Regions from separate parts of the Mus musculus genome. Here region 2 is linked to region 1. A link is a loop called in an ENCODE intact Hi-C map of the cell type or tissue named here. Cell type or tissue: left cerebral cortex. All regions are shown on one strand.

Region 1 (2,500 bases):
TAGAGAAAGTACCCAAGAAGCTGAAGGGGTCTGCAACCCTATAGGTGGAACAACAATATGAACTAACCAGTACCCCCAGAGCTTGTGTCTCTAGCTGCATAGGTAGCAGAAGATGGCCTAGTCGGCCATCACTGGGAAGAGAGGCCCCTTGGTCTAGCAAACTTTATATGCCTCAGTACAGGGGAACGCCAGGGCCAAAAAGTGGGAGTGAGTGGGTAGGGAATTCTCTTGAATTATGATGATGATGAGGAGGAGGAGGAGGAGGAGGAGGAGGAAGAGGAGGAGGACAACGACAACAACGTTGAGGACGATGTTGATGATGATGAACTCTTAAATAAAATATGCAGGAGTTGACCAAGCCACCTTATAGAAATATTTTTAAAGAACCAGTGAGCACATGAGCTTATGATTGACATGACTTCTTATCAGGGAAAACTCAAAACCATAATGAATAATCACATCACACTGATTGGCTAAAATAAGTTAAGAGAAACCATGCACAGGGAGAGACTGAAACTCCCATGGTGCTGCTAGGTACATATGAGTGCATAGAAGCCTTCAAACTCATTAGATAGTTCTTCAAACTGTAAAATGTAGAGTTGTTATATGACCCAGAAATTCCTTTAGCTATATGCTAGGTAACTCCAAGAGAGCATATGTCTATACACAAAGTAATACATAAATGCTCATAGTAAAATTAATACTAGATAAAAGATACAAATAATATAATACAGACCAATTTAACATCAACTTATTTTAGATATTATTATTAATATCCTGACTCAGGCAAAGAAACTAATGTCTGTCAAATACAGTGTTGAGATAGCAAAGAGAGAACCAGGATGTTAATGAGACTTGGGAAAAGAATGAAACCCATTAATCATGGGTAGAATTAAGACTCTTGCCGTTCCAGTTATTCTGAAGGTAGTGGACATACACACAGTAATCAATCTATGTAAGCATATTATGAACAGTAAGGCAGAAATCATGCTTACAGCCTATGTATGCATGGTCATTTTCCATTTCCAGATGTAAACATGAAAATTCCTAGGAAATTTGCAAGAAAATCTATTTATAGCCCAAGAGATGTCTTAGGAGCATTCTAACTCATGCTTTGTCATTCCTGATTATAATATCTATGCAAGGTATTCATGAAGTCACATTTATTTAGGAAAAAAAAAAAACAAGGAAAAGAGCTTTGGCATATGGGTCAGCTGTTCTAGCCCTCTTGGATAGAAGTTGCAAGCAGCAAAACTTTGGAAAATATTGACTCCAAATAATTATCCAGGTGTGAAAAGAATGAGAGCCCATGCCATCAAGCAGAAAGTGCACTGAAGATGATCACAATAACTTCCATAAAAGAGATGAACTACTCTTCCTTAAGGCAGAAGATATTGCAATGAGATCTGTGCTCTGTAAAGTGAGCACTGTTTTAAAGGGCAGGCCCATGTTGAAACAAACTACATAGAGAAAGTAAAATGGGGGGAATCAGGAGGTGGAATAAAGGACAGAGCTTCCCAGTCAAGAAGAGGAAATATTATAGCCTGTTTTTGGAAGATGAAGAGGAGGATGACAGATGTCTAAGGATGGAGCAGGGAAGAGGAAGGAGAGACTGTGTCAGAAGATACAAGAAAGGAGAGACTATGTCAAAAGATACAAGAACAAAGGGGAAGATAACAATGAGCCAGCTGCTTCAGTGACATGGAATCAAACTGAAAAGTGGCCCCAAGAGTATGAGTTAAGACAAAAGATGGTCAGATTAACTGTTGGTCAAATCAGAAGAAATAAGAGAAACATAAAGAAGCAGGAGGTTGAAATCCCCTTCTGCTCCTGGAGGACAGATGGGGACAGAAGAAACAGATGTTGCTGGTAAAGGAAGCCAAATATTTCCCCAAGCAAGATGAGCAAGACAGCCACAGGCTAAAGGTCCCGTAGCTGTGCTCACTCCCTCCTGGGTCAGAGGTTAGAGAACACGTGGTGTGAGCAGACTCTTATGGAAACATGGAACTGGGCAGAGAAGATGAGCACCCTGAAGAAACCCAAAATGCACCCCAGCAGGCTTCAGGGAGGAAGAGATTGGAGAAAAGCTCCCATCCATGACCCATAAGGAGAGCACGTGGAGTGGAAAGCTTTATCTAGACTGAGTGCACCACGGCGTTTGAAACAGAGTGAGCTCTCAGGCTCAGACAACCCCAAAATTGATATTGTCCAGGAGAACGAGATAAATGATACTGTAGACAGATGAAACTTTCCTGTGTCTGTGAAGTCCTCCTAATGTTCCTGTTTCCCAGCAAGAATACTTTCTACATGGAAATTTTGCTCATGTGTCTTAGCCTCATATAGTTTCATTCTTTGTAGTTTTAAAAGCTTGTCCTTAAATAGCTAAACAAATAAATACTGGATCTCTATTAAGTATAAAGGAGAATGAGAGTTTCTCAGTATCTGAGAGTCACCAAAGCCACATATGTTCCTACTGCTGAGACGCTGAAGCTGTGCTCTC
Region 2 (2,500 bases), 86 kb before region 1:
CTAAAAACACCATTCCTATACCTTTAATGTTTTTTTTAATTTGAAACTTTCTTTCCCAAGCTAGACTTGGATTTGGGATCCTCCTATACTATTCTCCTTAGTAGCTATAATTAAAGGCCTATGCCATCAGGTATTGTTGCATGTAATTTTAAAAACCTCTTTTACTTTGGCTAACTTTTGAAACTACCCATCACTTGTCTGCCATCTAGTCAGCCCCCATTCCTAGGTAAAGCTTTCTGAAGATCCTGGCTATGCTCAGAGAACAGAGGCCACCATGTTGTCAGCTGATGTTTCCTTGAGACTGTCCTTTCCTCTGGCTGTCTTTGCTAAGCTGCTCAGCAAACCATTCCTGAGAATGCCTGGAGCTACTGCTGGTGGTCCACTGGCCATCTACCCTCTTGGCTGGGACTGCCTTGTGGCTGATACGCTCTCTTGTCCACTTGAGTTGCCACTGATGGAAAACACCAGACAATCTTAAAATTTAAAATCAGCTAGATGACACAACTGCTGGGCACAGAATCTATTGTCCTAAGCTCATCGGGTATCCTATGTTGGAATTATTCTGGGGGTTGAGTCTGCCTCCAGGGTCTAACAGTCCCCTGGAATACATGGTATCCATCTTCTCCACTCTTCAGCCTGGGTGAAAAAGATTTCGCTCTATATCATGTCCTCCTCTTCTTTTCTAGGGTCTGGAAATCCTGCCTCTATATCTTCATCCAGAGATTTGCTTCTGCCATCTTTATTTAGTCAAAGAAATTATTATGGAACCTCTACCTTCATGTCACCTTTTATGTGCAAAAAAAAAAGCAACAATAAGAATAACGACAAAATTAAAAACAACAAACAAACAAACAAAAAAACCTCTCCTCTCTGATATAAATTGAAAAAAATCATGAGAGGTAAATTACATAGTATGAGGTACAAATGACATCCAGTCCATCAATTTGTCAGTTTAGATAAAGCACTGAACCATCTATCCTAACGTAGAAGGCTTACTTATCCTACACCTGAGTTATGTCCTGTGTTAGGCTTGTATACCATCTGAAAACTGTCCTCTCAAATCTACATCATCTCTCTCAACACTAAAGAGCTTGGGAGGCTATGAGACAATAACAACTCTTCAACCCCTCCAAAAATCCAAGAGCGACATAAATATTACCTGAAAAATATAGGAAGCACTGACATAATTTTCAAAAAGTAAACAAATTGAAGAGACAGGGTCTACCTCATAGTTCCCTATTCCTCTAAATGTTGGAGCAATTGTCTTCAACCTACTGGCCCAGAATATCAGACGGACCTTAAGTGAAACAGAAATTATCATGAAAAACTAGCTTATTCTGTCTATGCAGAACTAAGCTGTCAACTCTCCTGCATCGTTTGTTCTTTCAAAGACAGTACTTTTTGTCTGTAGTTGAATTTGGGCAACTTCTGCTCAGTGGCTGCTCTGCCATGAAAACAGCCTCCTAAAGATAATGATGTTCAACATCCTCTCCTTTAGCCTCCCTCAGCCTTGAAGCAGGCTGAGTCAGACTTCGCTGACTCTGAATATGAGATCATCTGGGGTGTAGCCTTCCTACTTAGATGGCTATATTGTTATGTCAACTATCACTGCTCTTCTCAGAGACTCTGCTACCTGCTGAGAGACCCTTGAGACATTCTGGAGACACATCCTATCCAGGCTGGCTCCAGGCACCAAGAATGGATTGGCGGGGGGGGGGGGGGGGGGGGGGGGGATATGCCCCTCCACCCCCTTTATAAGCACATTCTCTTAGTAAACTCGCGGGCCTTGATCAGAGAAAATTTGTCTTGGCCTCATGCTTCTCTCTAGTCTCTCTTTCAGCCCCAGCCTGCCTTCCAGAAATACCCGGTTCATGTAGGCCGTGAGCCAGCTTACTACAAAAACACTCTCCAAAATGTAAAGGGAGTACTGTCAGGAGCAGAAATGATTTTTAATAATGCAATAGCTATAAATGTCATAGTCTGTCTACTTCTGATACTTTGGAAGACTACAAGTCTATATAAAATATATCTAAACTGTTGCCCTTTAACTAAACTCAGCTATTTCTAATTGAAATATGTCAAAAACACCCATTTATAATTAAGGTAGAACCATGAGTTTGCTATCTGGCCCTTAGTTCATATTCCTGAAAGAGCTGCATGGGGACAAGGTATAGCATGAAATTATTTATGCGCCACTGGTAAATGAATTCTAAACAAAGTATTGAGAGTTCCACCCTAGTTGTTACTCAGGAAATCTCATTGCCCTTAAAGAAGTCTTACTGGAGGAGACTCTCCCCTTCCTCTTTAGCCCTTGCTCCATAAAACAGTGTGTGCACATTCCTACTGTCCCTTATCAGCAGTTCTTATGCATGTGACATGGGTAGGGTTATGACAGAGAACATACCTGAGATATCTGGACTGCGGTCTGCTCCTTTGCACCCAGGAGGACCATAGCTAGAGCAGAGGAGATGCTCACAGGAGAAAAACATACATTTTTGGA

What was found. Hi-C counts contacts between places; a loop is a spot of excess contacts. Peaks named below come from ENCODE experiments on the same cell type or tissue, not always from the same donor. Only the 100,000 strongest peaks of a DNase experiment are listed, where the experiment ranks them.
Region 2: a loop joins it to region 1, with 2.3 times the contacts of the local background. A loop is called at or near these places in 2 of 42 quality-filtered maps.

Annotation. Positions count from the first base shown.
Region 1 is chr13:32,943,747-32,946,246 of GRCm38, reverse strand. No RefSeq gene overlaps it. Among named protein-coding and RNA genes, the nearest start is that of Serpinb6b, 20 kb to the left of the region's middle. In left cerebral cortex, no CTCF peak of the experiment used is centred here; no DNase peak of the experiment used is centred here.
Region 2 is chr13:33,029,534-33,032,033 of GRCm38, reverse strand. It overlaps Serpinb9b (serine (or cysteine) peptidase inhibitor, clade B, member 9b), which reads right to left. Exons shown (of 7, transcript NM_011452.3): 2 at 2,405-2,500. It overlaps Gm36099 (predicted gene, 36099), which reads left to right. Exons shown (of 3, transcript NR_166906.1): 3 at 687-974. Among named protein-coding and RNA genes, the nearest start is that of Serpinb9b, 3.4 kb to the right of the region's middle. In left cerebral cortex, no CTCF peak of the experiment used is centred here; a DNase peak (open chromatin) is centred at 1,474.